2 separate regions of the Homo sapiens genome follow, and region 2 is linked to region 1. A link is an interaction called in ENCODE POLR2A ChIA-PET data of the cell type or tissue named here. Cell type or tissue: Caco-2. All regions are shown on one strand. Each heading gives the region's core, and the rest is flanking DNA. Links, peaks and the distances in the headings are about the cores only.

Region 1 (11,878 bases), core at 4,253-9,252:
GGCAGTTTATAAAAGAAATGAGTGAGGCTGGGCATGGTGGCTCATGCCTGTAATCCCAGCACTTTGGGAGGCTGAGGCGGGTGGATCACCTGAGGTCAGGAGTTCAAGACCAGTCTGACCAACATGGAGAAACCCCGTCTCTACTAAAAGTACTAAAAAATTAGCCGGGTGTGGTGGCGTGTGCTGGTAGTCCCAGCTACTTGGGGGGCTGAGGCAGGAGAATTGTTTGAACCCGGGAGGTGGAGGTTGCAGTCAGCCGAGATAGTGCCACTGTACTCCAGCCTGGGCGACAGAGTGAGACTCCATCTCAAAAAATAATAAAATATAATATAAATAAATAAATAAATAAAATAGAAGGGAGAGACTTACGTCAGAACTTCCCACCTCCCCACCACATGCCACAGAACAAGGCTTTAAGGAGCTATTTCTGCTGTTCTTCCCCCTCCCATATTAAATAAAAAGGTGTGTTCTGCAGGTAGGAAAACAGCTGTGTGTGTGTGTGTTGGGGGCGGCGGGGGGTGGATGTGTGGACGATAGAGCAGTAGGGAGAGGTAAAAATGAGGCCGGGCATAGTGGCTCACACTTGTAATCCCAGCACTTTGGGAGGTGGAGGTGGGTGGATCACCTGAGGTCAGGAGTTCGAGACCAGCCTGGCCAACATGGCGAAACTCCATCTCTCCTAAAAAATATAAAAATTAGCTGGGTATGGTGGCACGCACCTATAGTCCCAGCTACTTGGGAGGCTGAGGCAGGAGAATCACTTGAACCTGGGAGGCGGAGGTTGCAGTGAGCTGAGACCGCACCACTGCACTCCAGCCTGGGCAACAAGAGTGAAACTCCATCTCAGGAAAAAAAGAAAAAAAAAAACACCATCTATCAAGGAGGCCAGCCTCTGACCCAGTGACTCTGCCAGGGGTGACTGAAGGAAACTGCTGGAAATGGGGAGGAAGCTCTTAATGCCCGGACACGGCGATTGGAGCGTCGGGCACATTCCTGGATACCCAGGGGTGAGGGTGGTCACAGCCACTCAAGGACAAACTCTGTGGCCTGGACACTTAGTGTCCTCAGGAAGTCCTTGGTATTTAATTGCCTGGGAAAATGTGTCTGTTTCCGTGTGTGAAATGGGGGGTCCACAGCAAAGGGGTTTGTGGGTGTTTGCACAGAAATGACATTTCACATCCGAATTTTATGTCAGAAGCCTAAAAGTACAGAATTCAGCTGGGCGCAGTGGCTCACGCCTGTAATCTTGTCACTTTGGGAGGCCCAGGCAGGAGGATTGCTTGAGGCCAGGAATTGGAGACCACCCTGGGCAACACAGCGATACTCCATCTCTAGAAAAACATTTTTTAGGCCGGTGCAGTGGCACTTGTAATCCTAGCACTTTAGGAGGTTGAGGTGGGTGGATTGCTTGAGTCCAGGAGTTCAAGACCAGCCTGGGCACCATGGCAAAATCCCACTGGTTTCTACAAAAGATGGAAAAAATTAGCCAGGTATGGTGGTGTGTGCCATGTAGTCCCAGCTACTCAGGTGGCTGAGGTGGGATGATCAGCTGAGCTTTGGAGGTTGAGGTTGCAGGGAGCCAAAATCTACTGCCTTTCAGCCTGGGTGACACAGTGAGACCCTGTCTCAAAAAAAAAAAAGTTTTAAATTATTTAGTCATGGTGTTGTGCTCCTGTAGTCCTTGCTACTCGGGAGGCTGAGGCTGGAGCCCAGGAGGTGGAGGCTGCAGCATAGTATAATGATGCCACTGTGCTCCATCCTGGGTGACAGCGAGACTAAAACAAAATACAGAACTCTGGCTAACAATTTACAAGCCGAATTTCACTAATGTCTGCAGTTTCCTTTGAAAAATGTAAAACAGGCCTGGCGCGGTGGCTCATGCCTGTAATCCCAGCACTTTGGGAGGCAGGCGGATCACCTGAGGGTCAGGAGTTTGAGACCAGCCTGGCCAACATGGTGAAACCCCATCTCTACTAAAAATAGCAAAAGTTAGCTGGGTGTAGTGGCAGGGCGTCTGTAATCCCGGCTAGGCTACTTGGGAGGCTGAGGCAGGAGAATTACTTGAACCCCGGAGGCGGAGGTTGCAGTGAGCTGAGATCACGCCATTATACTCCAGCCTGGGCAACAAGAGTGAAACTCTGTCTCAAAAAAAGAAAAAGAAAAAAAAAACGTAAAACAAGGTGGATTAATGAACAGATGCCCCATAAAACAAAAGCACTGAAATGTTAAGGGCAGAATCTAGGTGGTGGGGTATGGGGGTATGCACAGAAAAATTCCCTTGACTTTAACTGAAAGTGTCCTAATAGGGAAATGGCACATTGGGGTTTCGGGGCCATGTAATGGCACAGGTTTCTATCATGGCCCTGCACCTGCTTTTGAGTCTGTAACTTGGTATTATTTTTCCTAAAGCGGGTCCTCCAGATTATAAAAGCCTCAGGCATCAGCCAGGTACAGTGACTCACGCCTGTAATCCCAGCATTTTGGGAGGCTGAGGTGGGTGGCTCACCTGAGGTCAGGAATTCGAGACCAGCCTGGACAACATGGTGAAACCCCATCTCTACTAAAAACACAAAAATTACCCAGGCGTGGTGGCAGGTGCCTGTAATCCCAGCTACTCAGGAGGCTGAGGCAGGAGAATGGCTTGAACCCAGGAGGCGGAGATTGCAGTGAGCCGAGATCATACCATTGCACTCCAGCCTGGGCAACAGAGTGACACTCCATCTCAAAAACAAGACAAAACAAAACAAAAAGCTTGTGGCATGGGTATGACTTTGCTTTTTAGAAGGATGGAGACCAGACGAATGTAGTGGCTTGCTCCTGTCATCCCAGCCCTTCAGGAGGCTGAGTTGGGAGGATTGCTTGAGGCCAGGAGTGAGACCAGCCTGGGCAACATAGCAAGACCCCATCTCTAAAAGAAAAAAAAAATGAGCTGGGCATAATGGCATGTGCCCATAGTCTCAGCTACTCAGGAGGCTGAGGTGGGAGGATCTCTTGAGTCCAGGAGTTTGAGGCTGCAGTAAACGGTGATCGTGCCACTACACTCTAGCCTGGGCAACAGAGTGAGACCCTGTCTATTTTTTTTCCTTTTTGAGTCTCGCTCTGTCACCCAGGCTGGAGTGCAATGATGCGATCCTGGCTCACTGTAATCTCCGCCACCCTGTCTCTTTAAAAAACAAAAACAAAAACAAAAACAAACCATGGAGACCATCTGTAGGCAGCAGTATGGGGTTGTGAAGAGCATGGTGGAGTCCGTGTCCTGATTTCAGACCCGCTCTGTTACATACTGGCTGTGTGATGTTGTGCAGGTTACTCAACCTCTCTGTGCCTCAGTGTCATATCTGTAAAATGGACATAACAATAGTGCTTATCTTGCTGTGGGTTATTACAAGGATGAGTGAGTCTGCACGGAAAGCGATCGGAACAGGCCCTGGCACAGGGGAAGCTCTAGGTGAGCATTTGCTGTTATAACAATGTTAGGGTAGGGGAAGATGATTTTAAAAAGATGCAGAAACTTGCAATTTGTGCCAGAGGCTCCTCCCAAATGCTCTGACCCTTTGACGCAGTGATTGCACGCTTGGGAACGTGGCCTACAGAAACAGCCGGAAGTTGGGGAAGAGCATTTTGCACAGGCCGGTCCTTGAGAACGTTCTGCAGAATGGGAGGAAACGTGGTCATGGACATGGGGCGGGCCCTGGCCACATGGACGCCACCTCTGTGGCCATTAACTGAGGGGTCGGAAGTGCCTGCAGCCACTGGGAGGTGTTTGTGTTTGGATACTTTGTGGGAAAAAGCAAACAGGATCTGCTGCCGTCCACACTGGCGTTCATCAGACAAACCCCCATGCCAAAAGTCTCTTGAGTGGGAGGATTTCAGAGGACTCCTTCTTACTCTTTTTTCCAGCATTTCCAATTTTTTTTTTTTTTTTTGAGAAAGGGTCTCATTCTGGAGCACAGTGGCTCTGTCTCAGCTCACTGCAGCCTCAACCTCCTGGGCTTAAGTGATCCCCTAAACTCAGCCTCCTGAGTAGCTGAGACTTACAGGCCCACGCCACCATGCCTGGCTAATTTTTTTCTTTTTGTATTTTTAGTAGAGACAGGGTTTTGCCATGTTGCCCAGGCTGGTCTCAAACTCCTGACCCCAAGTGATCCACCCACCTCGGCCTCCCAAAGTGCTGGGATTACAGATGTGAGCCATTGAGCCAGGCCCCAAATTTTCTGTAATGGAGCAAACTTGAAAAAAAAGGAATCGACAGGATTCTTCCTTTGTTTTTGTTTTTGAGATAGAATCTTGCTCTGTCCCCCAGGCTGGAGTGCAGTGGCACCATCTCGGCTCACTGCAACCTCTGCCTCCCGGGTTCAAGCGATTCTCCTGCCTTAGCCTCCCGAGTAGCTGGGATTATAGGCATGTGTCACCACGCCTGGCTAATTTTTGTCTTTTTGGTAAAGACTGGGTTTTGCCATGTTGGCCAGGCTGTTCTCGAACTCCTGACCTCAGGTGATCTACCCGCCTCGGCCTCCCAGAGTGCTGGGATTACAGGTGTGAGCCACCACGCCCTGCCTGGCGGATTTTTATTTTCTTCCTTAGATCTGCTTTTCTGTGTCCTCTCCACGTGCTCCCACGCTCTTCGTGGTGGTGGGTGCTGGGTGGGCAGGGCTGACCTCCCTCCATCCTTTCATCAGAGGTTAGAAGCAACATCTGTATTTCCCAGACACCTCAGCAGCTGGGATTCTGGATGAGAATTCGGTGCCAACAATTAGAGACACCCTGTGAGGCGTGGACGGCAGGAGTGATCCCGGAATTGCAGCTGGACCTGGCGTCCTTGAACCGAGCAGTTCCAGCAGCGGAACTGGAGACAGCAGTGCCCCTGCTGGGTCAGTTCAGTGCTGTCCTGGGTGTCATTTCTGAGGGCTTGGCCTAGAGCTGCTGCTTCCGCTTCCCATGATTTTTTTTTTTTTTGAGACGGAGTCTTGCTCTGTCACCCAGGCTGGAGTGCAGTGGCGTGATCTCAGCTCACTGCAAGCTCTGCTTCCCTGGTTCACGCCATTCTGCCTCAGCCTCCCGAGTAGCTGGGACCACAGGCGCCCGCCACCGTGCCCGGCTAATTTTTTCAATTTTTTTTAGTAGAGACAGGGTTTTACTGTGTTAGCCAGGATGGTCTCGATTTCCTGACCTCGTGATCCGCCCGCCTCGGCCTCCCAAAATGCTGGGATTACAGGTGTGAGCCACCGCGCCCGGCCAGCTTCCCATGATTTTGTAAGCACTCAATTCCCTGTAAGATACCTGGAGTGGTTTCTATTTAGGTGCTAGAGACAATCATGCATTACAGTTTTTTTTTTTTTTTTTTTTTTTTTTTTTTTTGGAGACAGGGTCTTGCTCTGTTGCCCAGGCTGGAGTGCAGTGGTGCGATCATGGTTCACTGCAAGCTCCACCTCCCCAGGCTCTGGTGATCCCCCCACCTCAGCCCCCCAAGTAGCTGGGACCACAGGTGCATGCCATTATGCCTGGCTAATTTTTGTTATTTTAGTGGAGATGGGGTCTCCCCATGTTGCCCAGGCTGGTCTCAAACTCCTAGACTCAAGTGATCCTCTTGCCTCAGCCTCCCAAGGACCGAATTAAAGGCATGAGCCATCTTGCTCAGACTCCTGTCTCTATTTTTTTTTTTTTTTTAAAAAAAGGCTGGGCGTGGTGGCTCACGCTCACGCCTGTAATCCCAGCACTTTGGGAGGCTGAGGGGGGTGGATCACTTGAGGTCAGAGGACTCCTGGCCAACATGGTGAAACCCTGCCTCTATTAAAAATACAAAAATTAGCTGGACGTGGTGGTGGGCGCCCGTAATCCCAGCTGCTCAGGAGGCTGAGGCAGGAGAATCACTTGAACGCGGGAGGCAGAGGTTGCAGTGAGCTGAGATCCCACCACTGCACTCCAGCCTGGGGGACAGAGCGAGACTCTGTCTCAAAAAAGAAAAAAGAAAAAAAAAAATCCATGTTAATGGGTAGACACAACTCAAGTGAGAGTAGGTTTTGGGGCAGAGAAATTCAGATGAGGCTTTGGCTGGATTAGGCCTGAGCTTCCCGTTTGGCTTGTGAACGGCGATGTTGCTGAGCTGGCGGACACAGGAACCAGAGCTCTGGGGACCTGGCAGGGAGAGATGTGTGGTCAGCGTGTGGGTTTGTGGCATTTGAGGCAGTGGGACTGGGTAGGAGTTGCACGTAGACCAAAGGTGACAGGTGAAAGGCAGGGAGGTCTGGGGGAAGGAGAAAAAGGTGGGGGGTGGGGACCAGCACAGGGCACTGAGCAGAGGTGGCGGGGAGGGTGTGGGAGAGAATCGGGGCTGCGGATGAGCTACTCCCCAGCCTGCCCACACAAGGCTGGAAGGCACCCTAGGAGGGTCAGCCAGGAGGCCGGGGCAGGGTATCCATTGCTGAGAACTGCCCGGGGAGGGGGTGTTCAGGGCTGGGAGCAACCTCATAGCACCACCATGGTCCTGCGTGATCAATAATGCCCCCACTCCCTGATCCTGTGTGACCATCAAATGCAGGGCCGCCCAAGTTCAAGGAGAATCTGGACGTGGGAGACAGTGGCCGCCAGGAGGCGCCTTGAGCCTGTGCCAGGAACCAGACAGTCTGGGAGGTCCCAAGCGGCCCTAGCTCTCCTGTCACTCCTGCTCAGGATCCCTCAAGGGGTCACACTGCAGCAGGCAGGGTGACAGCTAGACCCTGGGAGGGCCAGCGGGTTAGTGCTGCTTTCTGAATGGGCAGGAGCAGGTCCATGGAGACCGCTTCCTAGGTCTGTCCAGGGGGCCTTCTGGAGGTCTAGGGGCTGTGGCTTGGGGGTCAGTTGGTGAGACTTGAGTGGCTCACACTGGTTACAAAGGCCTCCACACTGGCCCTGACCGGGACTGCGGCCCACTGGAGTTGGGGAGCGGGAGCCAGCAGGGGTTCCTGACCTGGAGAGTGGGAGACGGGGGGTTTAAGGTAGAGGGTGAGCAGGAGGGAAGGGTGTGGATTCTGGCAGTGGGCCTGGAGGCGGACAGGGGTCCCTGGCCATTAGGGCCATGTGTCTGCCATGGTGGGGGCAGGGCGAGAAGTTGCTGAGACAGATCTGTCAAACCCTTGCCGCTTTTCAGTGAGCAAGGGTGTCAGGCTTCACCCCTAACAACCACCCACCTGTCTTTTCTCCCATTGCCAGTCTGGGACCTTACCTAGAACCCCTAGGGGCTGAAGGAATGTTTCCCCCTCCAGGGACAGAATTTCAGGGTGTCACATACCCAAAGCTGTGGTGGTCTAGGATTCCACATAGAGGTTCTGGGCTTCCAGTCCTGTGAGTCACCAGAGGTAGTAGGGAACCTAAGGAAGGAGAGACGAGAGATAGAGGGAGACAGACTCAGGGAGATGACGTCAGAACATCTGGATCCAGCTGTGCCTGAAGCCCTCCCTTAGGCTTTTCCATTACACGAGCGAAGTGCTTAAGCCAGTCACAACTCGGCTTCAGACACTTATGAGCAGAACTTACCTGAAACATGCCCTGATGTCCCCTCCCCCATCTCAGCTGCTTTCCCCAGGCTTCGCTTCTGCCCCTGTCACTGGCGGGAGTCCATCCAAACCTTGAGTCTGGCGTTCAAGTCTGGCCGCCTCACCCCTCCTCTTGTTGGCACATCAGCCTTGGGCCCCTCTCCCTGGCCCACTGGGTTCCTGCCCCTTTGTCCTCAAGCCCCTCTACTCCAGAAAGTCAGCCTGAATTGCACCCTTCTCCCCACCCCACCCACGTGAAGTAGAATCAAGAGCAATACCGGGCTCCCCACCTAAAAGCTGGGGGGTTGGTTTCAAGTCTTCTCAGTCCGATTATTCCCATCTGAACTCCATGAACAGGGAACTACAGCTTCTCCTCTGACATCCTAAACATCTTTAACTATTAGGGGTCATGTGAACCTTGTATGCAGAAGGTGCTTAATCAACGCCTGCTGATGCAGGTGATACAGGGCATTGGTTAGTAGCATGGACTCTGGAGCCAAGCTCCTGGAATCACATCTTGGCTCCATCCCTTACCAGCTGTGTGTCTTTGAGGAAGTTAACCTCTCTGAGCCTCAAGAGAGAGAATACTAGTGTCTATCGTTAAATGAGGTAATACCTATTACTTTATTTATGCTGTAAATGCTGACAGCAGTGCCCAGCACATTGCCAAGTGCTGTGTGATTTTTACTATATAAGGAGCTCAGAAGAAAAGGAAAGAAAAAGGACCACAATCAATTCCTTTTCTTTTTTTTTTTTTTTTTTTTTGAGACGGAGTCTTGCTCTGTCACCCAGGCTGGAGTGCAGTGGCGTGATCTCTGCTCACTGCAATCTCCACCTCCCAGGTTCAAGTGATTCTCCTGCCTCAGCCTCTGGAGTAGCTGGGATTACAGGCGCCCGCCACCACGCCTGGCTAATTTTTCTATTTTTAGTAGAGACAGGGTTTCACCCTGTTGGCCAGGCTGGTCCCAAACTCTTGGCCTCAAGTGATAGGCCCGTCTCAGCCTCCCAAAGTGCTGGGATTACAGGTGTGAACCATGGCACCTGGCCAGTAGAGTCTAGATTTAACTCCCAGTTTATAGAATATACTAGGGACAGAGGAGCATGTTAGATGACACCACAGAGTGAAACCAGTCAAATCTAGACAGTAGGAAACCCAATCAACCTGCTTTCTTCAACAAATGAATGTCATTTAAAAAGCTGAGTGATTGGCTGGGCACAGAGGCTCACGCCTGTAATCCCAGCACTTTGAGAGGCCAAGGCGGGTGGATCACGAGGTCAGGAATTCAAGACCAGCCTGGCCAATGTGGTAAAACTCTGTCTGTACTAAAAATACAAAAATTAGCCAGGTGTGGTGGCATGTGCCTGTAGTCCCAGCTATTTGGGAGGCTGAGGGAGGCTGAGGCAGAAGAATTACTTGAACCCGGGCAGCAGAGGTTGCAGTGAGCCAAGATCATGCCACTGCACTCCAGCCTGGGTGACAGAGCGAGACTCTGTCTCCAAAAAAACAACCAACCAAAAAACTGAGTGATTACTTCCACGTCAAGACACAGATATTGAGGAGGGTAGAAGGCACTGCCGTGACTAGACTGGAATCCAGGCCATCTGAAGCCCCAGGTGGGCAGAGATGCTCTGGTTACCTGGACATCCTGAATTCCAGAATTCCAGCAGGTGTCTACTTAGGGCTGCCACCTCCTTGCAGTTGATTTTTGGAGCCTCTTGTTGCCTCTGGCTTGAAGGCCCAGCTGTCTTTCTAGGTGTTTTCCCAGTGGGCATGGAGCTGCAGCGTGGCTGCTGGGAGCAGCACTATGTCTCCCTGCCCACTAGCTGGAGCTCCAGCTAGATGTGAACCACCAGGCAGGCGCAGTTGCTGCTGGTGTCCAGGGAGCATTGAACAGCAGGAGGGACTGAGGGTAGTAGGAGAGAGGAGAAAGAAGGTGGGTGTGAAGGACAGGATGTCATATCAGTGGTCTTCCTTCTGGGAGGAAACCTCACCTGGCTAGACTCCTGTCCACTCACCTACTTGCCCATCAACCCATTTATCCACCCAACTGCCCACCCATCTGTCCACTCATCCATCCATCCATTTATTCATCCATCCATCCATCCATCCACTTATTCATCCAGCCACTCATAATCCACTATTCATCCACTCATCCATTCACTAATCCACTCATCCATCCATCCATTTATTCATTCATCCATCCATCCACTCATCCATCCATCCATGGGCAACCATCATCAATGGCTGCTAAAACCATTTGGTTTAGGCCGGGCATGGTGGCTCACGCTTGTAATCCCAGCACTTTGGGAGGCTGAGGCGGGCAGATCACTTGAGGTCAGGAGTTTGAGACCAGCCTAACATGGTGAAACCCCATCTCTACTAAAAATACAAAAATTAGCCGGGCGTAGTAGCGGGCACCTGTAATCCCAGCTACTCGGGAGGCTGAGACGGGAGAATCGCTTGAACCCGGGAGGCGGAAGTTGCAGTGAGCTGAGATCACGCCATTGCACTCCAGCCTGGGCAACAGAGCGAGACTCCGTCTCAAAAAAAAAAAAAATCATTAGGTTTAGCATCCACTCATCCATCCATCCATCCATCCATCCATCCATCCATCCACCCACTCATCCATCCAATTATTCATGCACTCATCCACTTGTGCATCCGTTGATCCATCCATCAATCATCCATCCATCCATCCATCATCTATCCATCCATCCATCATCCATCCATCAATCATCCATCCATCATCCATCCATCCATCCATCCATCCATCCATCCATCATCCATCCATCCATCCATCCATCCATCCATCATCCATCCATCCACCCGCCATAGACATAATGTCAAGGGAAAGAATCCAGACATAAAGAGTACACAGTATGTGATTACGTTTATATGAAGTTTGAGAACAGGCCAAACTGATCTATGGTGAAATAAGTCAGGCCAGTGGTGACCCTTATGAGGGAATTAACTGGGAGGATGTGTGAGAAAAACTTGGGGAACTGGAAATGATCCATATCTTGATCTGGGGTGGTTAAATGATATTATACATATGGAAAATTTGCTGATCTGTACATCTGAAGATTTATGTAAAAAATATATTTTTAAAAGAAAAAAGACCTCACTGAGAAGGTGGCATTTGAGGAAGTCACCTGCACTGCAGAATGCTCCCAGACACCTGCAGATACCGTATACCTTTGTGTAGCCAGCACACAAATAACGGGATGGCTACTTTGAGTACCGTATTGACCAGAATAAATTATACCAGATTCCCGCCTCGCACCGTATGCATTTGTATTGTGGTACAATACAAATTTCAGTGTGCCTATGTTCCTGGCAAACTGAAGAGGCCTGACGGGAACTCAGTGGGTCTTTGGAAAATTCTGCACCCAGTGGAAGAAGAGCCTATAAGCCCTACTTAAAAAAAAATTTTAAATCTGAAATATGCCTTTTCCCTTTAAGGAGGTACAAAGGCTTATTTGAGCAGGAAATTAAACAGACACCCCCTCCCCACCAACATGCCTGAATTCCAAGCACCTGGTGCTGGCCCAGAGAGAGAGAGGGGAGTTATCGCAGGGAGAGTGAGATAAGAATTTCCTTGGTTGGTGCTAACAAATGACCGAGTTTGCTTTCCTGTTTCACATACGGTTTTTACATGATTTAATTGTTTTAAATGTTTGTGAACATTCAGATAAGTGCCATGTGGTTTTTTTGTTGTTGTTGTTGAGACAGAATCTCGCTCTGTCACCCGGGCTGGAGTGCAGTGGCGCGATCTCGACTCACTGAAACCTCCGCCTCTCAGGTTCAAGCAATTCTTCTGCCTCAGCCTCGCCTTGTGGTTTTATAGATGGTTTTTGTGAAAATGAATAATGTTCGAAATTGTATTCATTAATATAAGCGACTCAACAGTAAGGTTTTTTTTTTTTTTTTTTTTTTTGAGACAGAGTCTTGCTGTTGTCGCCCAGGCTGGAGTGCAGTGGCACAATCTCAGTTCACTGCAACCTCCGCCTTCGGGTTCAAGCCATTCTCGTGCCTCAGCTTCCCTAGTAGCTGGGATTACAGGCATACACCGCCACGCCTAGCTAATTTTTGTATTTTTAGTAGAGACAGGGTTTCACCATGTTGGCCAGGCTGGTCTCGAACTCCTGACCTCAGGTGATCCACCCACCTTAGTCTCCCAAAGTGCTGGGATTACAGGCCTGAACCACTGCATTCAGCCAACAGTAAACTTACTAAATATTTTCCTAAAGATGCATTTATCTGACAAGGATTTGAGTGCTTGTCACGTGCCACTCACTGTTTAGTTTCTGGGCACATACCAGGAAAGAGAACCAAAAAGAAAAACTCGAGGTGCACATTCCAGTAG
Region 2 (11,878 bases), core at 2,925-7,924, 640 kb before region 1:
GTGTGAGCCACCGTGCCCTGCCTGTTTAGTTAGTTTTTGAGACAGAGTCTCGCTGTGTCTCCCAGGCTGGAGTGCAGTGTCGTAATCTTGGCTCACTGCAACCTCTGCCTCCCAGATTCAAGCAATTTTCCTGCCTCAGCCTTCCGAGTAGCTGGGACTACACGCGCACGCCACCACACCTGTCTAATTTTTTGTATTTTAGTAGAGATGGGGTTTCACCGTGTTGTCCAGGCTGGTCGAGAACTCCTGACCTCAGGTTATATCCACCTGCCTGGACCTCCCAAAGTGCTGGGATTACAGGTGTGACCCACCGTGCCCTGCCAAGTTTTTTAGTTTTTGAGACAGAGTCTCGCTCTGTCTCCCAGGCTGGAGTGCAGTGGTGCAATCTCGGCTCACTGCAACCTCCGCCTCCCAGGTTCAAGCGATTCTGCTGTCTCAGCCTCCGGAGTAGCTGGGATTACAGGCATGCACAATGCCTAGCTAATTTTTTTTTTTTTTTTTGAGACCGAGTTTCACTCTTGTTGCCCAGGCTGGACAATCTCGGCTCACCACAACCTCCGCCCCCCAGGTTCAAGCGATTTTCCTGCCTCAGCCTCCTGAGTAGCTGGGACTACAGGTACGTGCCACCACGCCCAGCTGATTTTTGTCTTTTTGGTAGAGACAGGGTTTCACCATGTTGGCCAGGATGGTCTTCATTTCTTGACCTTGTGATCCGCCAGCCTCGGCCTCCCAAAGTACTGGGATTACAGGCGTGAGTCACTGCGCCCCGCCAATCTCGGCTCACTGCAAGCTCCGCCTCCCGGGTTCACGCCGTTCTCCTGCTTCAGCCTCCCGAGTAGCTCGGACTACAGGTGCCCATCACCATGCCCGGCTAATTTTTTGTATTTTTAGTAGAGGCGGGGTTTCACTGTATTAGCCAGGACAGTCTCGATCTCCTGACCTCACGATCCGCCCGCCTCTGCCTCCCAAAGTGTTGGGATTACAGGCGTGAGCCACTGCGCCCGGCCAAATTTTTTGTATTTTTAGTAGAGATGGGGTTTCACCATGTTGGCCAGGCTGGTCTTGAATTCCCGACCTCAAGTGACCCGCCCCGCCTCGGCCTCCCAAAGTGCTGGAATTACAGGCGTGAGCCACCGCGCCCAGCCTATTTATTTTATTTATTTTATTACTTTTTTTGAGACAGAATCTCACTCTATCGCCCAGGGTCGAGTGCAATGGTGCAATATCGGCTCACTGCAACCTCTGCATCCTGGGTTCAAGCGATTCTCCTGCCTCAGCTTTCCCAGTAGCTAGAATTACAGGCGCCTGCCACCACTCCCAGCTCATTTTTTTTTTTAATTTTTTTTATTTTTAGTAGAGCTGAGGTTTCACCATGTTGGCCAGGCTAATTTCGAACTCCTGACCTCAGGTGATCCACCCGCCTCAGCCTCCCAAAGTGCTGGGATTACAGGTGTGAGCCACTGCGCCCAGCCGGCCTATTTATTTATTTATTTTGAGACGGAGTCTTGCTTTGTCGCCCAGGCTGGAGTGCAGTGGTGCAATCTTGGCCCACTGCCACCTCTACCTCCCTGGTTCCAGCGATTATCCTGCTTCAGCCTCCCATGACTTTTTTTTGTTTTTTTAATTTTATTTTTTTCTGAGACAGAGCCTCGCTCTGTCATCCAGGCTGGAGTGCAGTGGTACAATCATGGCTCACTTATAGCCTTGACCTCCCTGGCTCAAGTGATCTTCCTACCTCAGCCCCCTAAGTAGCTGAGAATGCATACGTGGGCAACCAGACCCAGCTAATTTGTGTGTGTATGTTGTCTGGTTTTTTTTTGAAACAGGGTCTCACCATGTTGCCCAGGCTAGTCTTGAACTACTCCTGAGCTCAAGTGATCCTCCCACTTGAGCCTCACAGAGTCTTAGGATTACAGGCGTGAGCCACTGTGCCCGGCCCATTGTTTTGACTTTAGCTACTTTCTTTTTTTTTTTTTTTCTTTTGACACAGAGTCTTGCTCTTGTCGCCCAGGCTAGAATGCAATGGCACAGTCTTGGCTCACTGCAACTTCTGCCTCCCAGGTTCAAGCGATTCTGCTGCCTCAGCCTTCTTGGTAGCTAGGATTACAGGCACCTGCCACCACGTCCAGCTAATTTTTGTACTTTTAGTAGAGACAGGGTTTCACCATGTTGGCCAGGCTGGTCTCGAACTCCTGACCTCAGGTGATCGGCCCGCCTCAGCCTCCCAAAGTGCTGGGATTATAGGCGTGAGCCACTGCACCTGGCAATTTTCGCTACTTTCTGTCAATTTCCTGTTCCTTTCCCACTCCCCTACTTTTTGGATGCTCTTGTAACTATTTATTTTCTTTTTTTTTTTTTCCCAAGACTGAGTCTTGCTCTGTCGCCCAAGCTGAAGCGCAGTGGCGAGATCTCGGCTCACTGCAAGCTCTGCCTCCTGGGTTCACACCATTCTCCTGCCTCAGCCTCCCGAGTAGCTGGGACTACAGGTGCCCGCCACCACACCTGGCTAATTTTTTGTATTTTTAGTAGAGACGGGGTTTCACCGTGTTAGCCAGGATGGTCTCGATCTCCTGACCTCGTGATCCGCCCGCCTCAGCCTCCCAAAGTGCTGGGATTACAGGCGTGAGCCACCGCACCCAGCCAACTATTTATTTTCAAGCAGAGCCTTGCTCTGTGCCCCAGGCTATCATGCAGTGGCACTATCATAGCTCACTGCAACCTTGACCTCCTGTGCTCAAACAGTCCTTCTGCCTCAGTCTCCTGAGTAGCTGGGACTACAGGTGTGCACCACCATGGTAATTTTTTTGTGTTGTCGTAGGGATGAGGTCTCCCTATATTGCCCAGGTTGGTCTCAAACACCTGACCTCAAGCAATCCTCCCACTTCAATCTCCCAAAGTGTTGGGATTACAGGTGTGAGCCACTGCACCCAGTTAACTTACTATTTAGCTGTTGATTAGTGTCTAGACTCAGTAAAGTTAGATAATAATTTGTGTAAGAATCTCCTTTGTAATAACTGGTCTGGCATCACAGACAAGCCTGAAAGAAATTTGCCAGTTTTGTATCCAATTTCCCAACATAATTGCAACATCCTTCCAGCCCCCCCACCCCCCAGAATATCCACTGCTCCTTCTTTCAGCCATCTCTATTTTTCTGCTGCTTTCATCATTAATGAGTTCAATAACACCTTTGACATCTGCTCACCCTGTTTTTGTATGAGTCATGTTTGTTTGTTCTTTGAGACAGGGTCTCATTCTGTCACCCAGGCTGGAGGACAGTGGCACAATCATGGCTCACTGCATCATGGACCTCCTAGGCTCAAGCAGTCCTCCTGCCTCAGCCTCATGAGTAGCTGAGACCACAGGTCGTGCCACCACACCCAGCTGTTTTTGAATTTTTGGTGGAGATGGAGTTTCACCATATTGCCCAGGCGGGTCTTGAACTCCTGAACTCAAGTGATCTGCCTTCCTCAGACTCGTAAAGTTCTGGGATTACTGGCATGAGCCACCACGCCCAGCCTGGGGACATTTTTTTTTTTTTTTGAGACAGCGTCTTGCTCTGTCGCCCAGGCTGGAGTGCAGTGGTGGGATCTCGGTTCACTGCAAGCTCCGCCTCCCGGGTTCATGCCGTTCTCCTGCCTCAGCCTCCCGAGTAGCTGGGAATACAGGCGCCCGCCACCACACCCGGCTAATTTTTTTTTTGTATTTTTAGTGGAGACGGGGTTTCACCGTGTTAGCCAGGATGGTCTCGATCTCCTCTCCTCGTGATCTGCCCGCCTCGGCCTCCCAAAGTGCTGGGATTACAGGCGTGAGACACTGCGCCTGGCCTTTTTTTTTTTTTTTTTTTTGAGACAGAGTCTCGCCCTGTTGCCCAGGCTGGAGTGCAGTGGTGGGATCTCGGCTCACTGCAACCTCCACCTCCCGGGTCCAAGCGATTCTCCTGCCTCAGCTTCCTGAGTAGCTGGGATTACAGGTGCCCACCGCCACGCCTGGCTAACTTTTGTAATTTAAGTAGAGACGGGGTTTCACCATCTTGGCCAGGATGGTCTCAATTTCCTGACCTCCTGATCTGCCTGCCTCGGCCTCCCAAAGTGTTGGGATTACAGGCATGAGCCACTGTGCCTGACCAGGGACACATTTTAAAAGTTAAAAACATGACTCTTAGCCAGGTGCGATGGCTCATGCCTGTAATCCCAGCTACTTGGGAGGCTGAGGCACCAGAATCACTTGAACCCAGGAAGTGGAGGTTGCAGTGAGCCGAAATAGTACCACTGCACTCCAGCCTGAGTGACAGAGCAAGACTCTGTCTCAAAAAAACAGAAAATGTATACGTGTGTGTGTGTGTGTATATATATACACACACACACACACACACACACACATATCCCTGTTTTATTTCATTTTTATTATGGGGTTTTTGTTGTTTTCTGTTTTTGTTTTTGTTTTTGTTTTTGTTTTGAGACAGTCTTGCTCTGTGGCCCAGGCTGGATCGGCTCACTGCAACCTCCACATCCCACTTCCAAGTGATTCTCCTACCTCAACCTCCTGAGTAACTGGGACTATAGGTGCCCACTGCCACACCTGGCTAATTTTTGTATTTCTAGTAGACAGGGTTTCAACATGTTGGCCAGGCTGGTCTGGAACTCCTGACCTCAGGTAATCCGCCCACCTCAGCCTCGGGCTATTTTTTATTGAAGAATAACATACGTACAGAAAAAGCATATAATCACAGGTACGCAGCTTGACACATTTACGCAAAGTGAATATTCTATGTAACCAGCAGCTAAATCAAGAAACAGAAAATTATAAGCAGAGCAGAGTCCCCGTCCTGTTCCCATGTAGTCACTGGTCCTTCTAAAGCAATCACCATTCTAACTTCTAGCTACATACATAAATATTCTCTTAATTTGTCTTAATTTTCTCATAAAAATGGAATCCATAATATGTACTCTTTTGTGTCTGGCTTCTTTCATTCCACATTATGTTTGTGGCATGTAGTTATATTTCATTCATTCTCATTTCTCTATAGTATTCCACAGTGTGACTAAACTAGGTATTACATGATTATGTGGAATGATTGGAATGCTCTGACACCGCTGCAACTTTAAATAACCACTTTGCGCTGTGTACAGTGGCTCATGCTTGTAACCCCAGCATTTTGGGAGGCCGAGGCAGAAAGATTGCTTGAGCCTAGAGGTTTGAGACCAGTAGGGCAACATAGTGAGTCCCTGTCTCTACAAAGAATAAAAAAATTAACAAACCATGGTGGCTCACGTCAGCAGTCCCAGCTACTTGGGAGGTTGAGGGAGGAGGATCACTTGAGTCCAGGAGGTGGAGGTTGCAGTGAGCTGGAAAACAAAACAAAACAAAACAAAACAAAAAACAGAAAAGAAAAGAAATAGCCCCTAAGTGGCCAGATGCGGAATCCCAGCGCTTTGGGAGGCCAAGGAGGGCGGATCATTTGAGGTCAGGAGTTCGAGACCAGCTTGACCTACATGTCAGACCCTGTCTCTACTAAAATACAAAAATTAGCTGGACGTGGTGGTGGGCACCTATAATCCCAGCTCCTCGGGAGGCTGAGGCAGGAGAATCGCTTGAATCCAGGAGGCGGAGGTTGCAGTCAGCCAAGATTGTGCCACTGCACTCTAGCCTGGGTGACACAGCCAGATTCCTTATCAAAAACAAACAAACAAACAAAAAATGCCCCTAACTGGGAACTGCTTAAATGTCCATAATAAAAGAAGACAGGGGCCAGGCACGGTGGCTGGTGGCTCATGCCTGTAATCCCAGTACTTTGGGATTCCTAGGTGGGCAGATCACTTGAGGTCAGGAGTTCGAGACCAGCCTGACCAACATGGTGAATATCCATTTCTACTAAAAATACAAAAAATTTAGCTGGGCGTCATGGGGCATGCCTGTAATCCCAGCTACTCGGGAGGCTGAGGCGTGAGAATCGCTTGAACCTGGGAGGTGGAGATTGCAGTGAGCTGAAATTGTGCCACTGCACTCCAGCCTGGGAGACAGAGTGAGACTCTGCCTTAAAAAAAAAAAAAAAAAAGAACAGTGTATTGTACTGCACGCACATATTTTGTGCATCTGCTGGGTTATAAGACCTAAATGGTAGAGTCATTTGCACCACATCCTGGACAGGCTAGAGAATCTCCTCTTGCTCTGGGCTCCACCGGCCTTACAGTTCACTTCGCTGATGAGTGAGAGCAGGTCTCCCGGCCATGATACAAGCTGCCCCCAAAATTCCAAAGGGCTTTTTCTTACCACCTTTTCCATCAAAGGATGGGGGTATAGGGGATGAAAGTTTCAGTAGCTTGCCCTGTGTTTAGGGAAAAAACAAAATTCTAACAAAACTCTTCTCCCGGACCTCCAAAATATCTCTGGGCTGGCAGGTCTCTGTATTTTTTTTTTTTTTATTGAACTTCCTTAAATGCACATAAGTCAGCTAATACTTCCATGGTACCTGTTTCTTTCTGCTCTTGGTACATCGATATTATTATTATTATAATTATTTAATTATTATGAAACAAGGTCTTGCTCTGTCGCCCAGGCTGGAGTACAGTGGCACAATCACAGATCACTGCAGCCTCCACCTCCTTGGCTCAAGTGATCCTCCAGCCTTAGCCTCCTAAGTAGCTGAGACCACAGGTGCACACCACCATGCCTGATAATTTTTTTTTTTTTTTTTTTTGGAGACGGAGTTGCCCTCTGTTGCCCAGGCTGGAGTGCAGTGGTGTGATCTCAGCTCACTGCAAGCTCCGCGTTCCGGGTTCACACCATTCTCCTGCCTCAGCCTCCTGAGTAGCTGGGATTACAGGCACCCGCCACCACTCCCGGCCAATTTTCTTTCTTTTTTTTTTTTTTTTGTATTTTAGTAGAGACGGGGTTTCACCATGTTAGCCAGGATGGTCTCGATCTCCTGACCTCATGATCCACCTGCCTCAGCCTCCCAAAGTGCTGGGATTACAGGTGTGAGCCACCGCGCCTGGCCCAATACCCGGCTAATTTTGTGTGTGTGTGTGACGCAGTCTCGCTCTGTCGCCCAGGCTGGAGTGCAGTGGCGCTATCTCTGCTTGCTGCAAGCTCTGCCTTCTGGCTTCATGCCATTCTCCTGCCTCAGCCTCCCGAGTAGCTGGGACTACAGGCACCCGCCACCACGCCCGGCTAATTTTTTTTTTTGTAATTTTAGTAGAGACGGGGTTTCACCGTGTTAGCCACGATGGTCTCAATCTCCTGACCTTGTGATCCGCCTGCCTCGGCTTCCCAAAGTGCTGGGATTACAGGCCTGAGCCACCGCGCCCGGCCAATTTTGTATTTTTAGTAGAGATGGGGTTTCACCATATTGTCCAGGCTGGTCTCAAACTCCTGACCTCGTGATCCGCCTGCCTCGGACTCCCAAAGTGCTGGGATTACAGGCATGAGCCACCACGCCCAGCCAGAATTTTTTCTTTTTTCTAGAGAAGGGGGTCTCCGTATGTTGCCCAGTCTGGTCTTGACCACCTGACCTTCATTGATTTTCCTACGTCGGCCTCCCAAAGTGGTGGGATTACAGGTGTGAGCCACTGCCACCGGCCAGTAATTATGCTGATGAAAGACCTGTTTTTTCTCCAGTTCCTGGGATGGCTCTAGGGAGGGTTATTTACACTGTGAGTGAGGAGGCATTCACAGAGAAGTTCCTCCAGAGTGTGGAAGAAGCACTACCATTTGGCACCAACGCCTGGAGAACAAAGGAGGAGACCATTGGCCAAAGAGAGGCATTTCCATTTTGTTGGAACCTGCTGACCACCAACCCATAGCATTTTTTCCCTTTCTTCCTTGCTAATCCAATCGCAGATTCATTGAGGAGGTGAGAGGTCCTGAGATCCAGGCTGGAAGAGGAGTGATTGGTCTACCTGGTTCTCAAGGGATAATGTTGCCCCCTAGAGGACATTTTGGAAATTATTAAGGAAAATTAACGACTGGTTTTTTGGTTGTCATCTGGTTCTCAAGGGAACAGTATTGCTTCCTTGGGAGAATTTGGAAACTTACCTTTTTTCATCGTCACAATGGTGAAGGGTTTGTTACTGGGATTAGAGGACAAGGACCAGACATGCCAAGATGTTCTACAATATAGCATTCCTAATTAATAATCACCTAATGAATAAAGCTCAGATAGCACTTAAAAAGTGGGGAAAGGACTGTTTATACTAAATTATGCTAAGCTGTAACACTGAACTATTCCAGTTCTTTTGAAATTGTTTACATAGCAAAATCATAGTTGACTCCTGGCCATTTAAGACTTATGCCACCACTCTTGGGATAGTGAAAATGTTTTGCAACTAGATTGAGGTGGTGATTGTATAATATGGTGAAAGTACTAAAAGCCACTAAATTGTGCACTTCAAAATGCTGCCTAATTTTATATTATGTGAATTTCACCTCAATAAAAATGTCTTTTTTTTTTTTTTTTTGAGAGGGAGTCTTGACCTGTTGCCAGGCTGGAGTGCAGTGGCGCAATCTCAGCTCACTGCAACCTCCACCTCTCAGGTTCAACCCATTCTCCTGCCTCAGCCTCGCAAGTAGCTGGGACTACAGGTATGCGCCACCACACCCAGCTAATTTTTTTGTATTTTTAGTAGAGACAGGGTTTCACCATGTTGACCAGCATGGTCTCAATCTCCTGACCTTGTGATCCACCTGCCTCGGCCTCCCAAAGTGCTGGGATTATAGGTGTGAGCCCCCGGGCCCAGCCAATAAAAATGTTTTTTTAAAAGGATGCATATTTCCAAACATGAGACTATACCATCACATTTAATTTTTCCCAGAAACTATAAAAAGTAGAAGTGAAGAGAGGAAAGGGAGACACTTTTAGACCTTCAATGAGTCTGCAAGTACAGGAGAAAATAATTTATGCAGCAATTAGCTTTATTTTCAGGGCTCTTTTTCTTTTCTTTTTTTTTTGTTGAGACGGAGTCTCGCTCTTTTGCCCAGGCCGGAGTGCAGTGGCGCTATCTTGGCTCAGTGCAAGCTCTGCCTCCTGGGTTCATACCATTTTCCTGCCTCAGCCTCCCGAGTAGCTGGGACTACAGGCACCCGCCACCATGCCCAGCTAATTTTTTGTATTTTTAGTAGACACGGGGTTTCACCGTGTTAGCCAGGATGGTCTCGATCTCCTGACCTCATGATCCGCCCGCCTCTGCCTCCCAAAGTGCTGGGATTACACGCGTGAGCCACCGCGCCTGGCCAACAAAGTGATCATTTTACAAGAGTTATGGCATAGTCACAGGTAAGAACCTGGGTCACTGGGTCACTCCCTAACCAATTACGAATTACTATATGCCATGGACCTTCAGGATTACTTTCTTTTTTGTTTTGTTTTTGTTTTTTTTTTTGAGACAGAGTCTCGCTCTGTCACCCAGACCGGGGTGCAGTGGCGCGATCTCAGCTCACTGCAACCTCTGCCTCCCGGATTCAAGCAATTCTCCTGCCTCAGCCTCCCGAGTAGCTGGGATTACAGGCATGTGCCACCACGCCTGGCTAATTTTTTTGTATTTTTAGTAGAGACCGGGTTTCACCATATTGGCCAGGCTGGTCTCGAACTCCTGACCTTGTGATCCACCCACCTTGACCTCCCAAAGTCCTGGGATTACAGGCGTGAGCCACCGCGCCCAGCCCAGGATTACTTTCTTTCTTTCTTTTGAGACAGAGTTTTGCTCTTGTTGCCCAGGCTGGAGTGCAATGGCACAATCTCGGATCACTGCAACCTCCACCTCTCAGGTTCAAGCGATTCTCCTGCCTCAGCCTCCCAAGTAGCTGGGATTACAGGCATGCGGCACCATGCCTAAAATTTTGTATTTTTAGTAGAGATGGGGTTTCTCCACTTTGGTCAGGATGGTCTCGAACTCCCGACCTCAGGTGATCCGCCCGCCTCGGCCTCCCAAAGTGCTGGTATTACAGGCATGAGCCACCGTGCCTGGCCTCTATTTTTCTTTCTATAATCCATGTACATTTTCCTTTAATAATATAAGGCAACTAAACAGCACTTTATTTTCAGAGGCTTATCTAAAAGATACTTGACACAGCCCTTTGCAGCTGGGTCATTCTCTGAATTCTAAATGTCGTTTCCTGCACAAAGTGGTTATTTGATCTTGTAACTGGCATTTTCCCCGGAGATTAGGAAGTGGCACACCAAAGTGCAAAAAACTTTGGAATCAGAACTTTAATTTTTAATCTTTATTTTATTTATTTATTTATTTTTGTGACAGAGTCTCGCTCTGTTGCCCAGGCTAGAGTGCAATGGCAAGATCTCCACTCACTACAAACTCCACCTCCCGGGTTCAAGTGATTCTCCGCCTTCAGCCTCCTGGGTAGCTGGGATCACAGGCGCACACCACCACACTCGGCTAATTTTTGTATTTTGAGTAGAGATGGGGTTTCACCATGTTGGCCAGGCTGGTCTCTAACTCCTGACCTCAGGTGATCCTCCCGTCCATGCCTCCCAAAGTGCTGGGATTACAGGTATGAGTCACTGTGCCCGGCCTAATTTTTATATTTTTTTGTAGAGACGGGGTCTGGCTGTGTTTGACAGCCTCAAACTCCTGGCCTCAAGTGATCCTCTCAAAGTGTTGGGATTACAGACATGAGCCACAGTGCCTGGCCTATTGAAAGCTTTTCCATCATAATAGGTCCTTCCCCCCAATGCTTGCAGCAAGTCAATAGTAGGAGACCCCAGGTTGCAGCAGAGAAAGAGGTTTAATCATAGGGGCCACTGAAAACCAAGAGAGGAGATGGAAGGAACCACGAATCCACTTCCCCAGGGAGTTCGGGGCTTTTTAAGGGTTTTGGAGTGGGTTGAAGTGTGGAGGTCATTGGTTGGTTGAAGTGTGCAGGGTGAAGTAATGAAACAGGGAGTTGAAGAAACTCTATTCTCCTGTCGATTTGGTTCCTCTGCGGGGTCTTCACACTGGTTGGTATCAGCTGTTTTGCTGGAATTCAGGATCTGAAAAATATCTTAAGCTTTTTTTTTTTTTTTTTTTTTTTTGAGACAAGGTCTGTTGTCCAGGCTGGAGTGCAGTGGTGCCATCATAGCTCATTGCAGCCTCTAACGCCTGGGCTCAAAGGATCCTTCCACCTTAGCCTCCCAAGTAGCTGGGATTACAGGCACGCACCACCACACCCAGCTAATTAAAAAATTTTTTTTTTTGTAGAGACAGGGGTCTTGTCATGTTGCCCAGGCTGGTCATGAACTCCTGACTTCAAGTGATTTTCCTATCTCAGTCTCCTAAAGCGCATGGATTACAGGCATGAGCCACCATGCCGGGCGCTAAGCAATTCTTATTATTTATTTATTTATTTATTTATTTATTTTTTTCTGAGACGGAGTCTTGCTCTGTTGCCCAGGCTGGAGTGCAGTGGCGCGAACTCGGCTCACTGCAAGCTCCATCTCCCAGGTTCATGCTATTCTCTTGCCTCAGCCTCCTCAGTAGCTGGGACTACATGCGCCTGCCACCACGCCCGGCTAATTTTTTGTAGTTTTAGTAGAGACAAGGTTTCACCATGTTAGCCAGGCTGATCTCGAACTCCTGACCTCGTGATCCGCCCACCTCTGCCTCCCAAAATGCTGGGATTACAGGCGTGAGCCACCACCTCCGGCCTAAGCAATTCTTAAATAAAAATCTATGATTCCGCCAGGCATGGTGGCTCACACCTGTAATCCGTGCACTTTGGGAGGCCGAGGCGGGTGGATCACAAGTTCAGGAGTTCGAGACCAGCCTGGCCAACATGGTGCAATCCCTGTCTCTACTAAAAATACAAAAGTTAGGTGGGCATGGTGGCTTTTTTTTTTTTTTTTTTAGACGGGAGTCTCTGTCATCCATGCTGGAGTGCAGTGGCA

What was found. Peaks named below come from ENCODE experiments on the same cell type or tissue, not always from the same donor. Only the 100,000 strongest peaks of a DNase experiment are listed, where the experiment ranks them.
Region 2: POLR2A ChIA-PET joins it to region 1 with 6 read pairs; 1 of 35 experiments calls an interaction of 5 or more read pairs at or near these places.

Annotation. Positions count from the first base shown.
Region 1 is chr19:47,759,474-47,771,351 of GRCh38, forward strand. It overlaps NOP53-AS1 (NOP53 antisense RNA 1), which reads right to left and starts at 9,367. Exons shown (of 3, transcript NR_132382.1): 1 at 9,149-9,367; 2 at 7,268-7,346. RefSeq lists silencers at 6,679-6,973, 7,715-7,975. In Caco-2, for the core only: a CTCF peak has its summit at 6,581 (motif pointing right); DNase peaks (open chromatin) are centred at 4,844, 6,208 and 6,618.
Region 2 is chr19:47,117,479-47,129,356 of GRCh38, forward strand. No RefSeq gene overlaps it. Among named protein-coding and RNA genes, the nearest start is that of SAE1, 7.4 kb to the right of the region's middle. In Caco-2, for the core only: a CTCF peak has its summit at 7,917 (motif pointing left); DNase peaks (open chromatin) are centred at 5,154 and 7,853.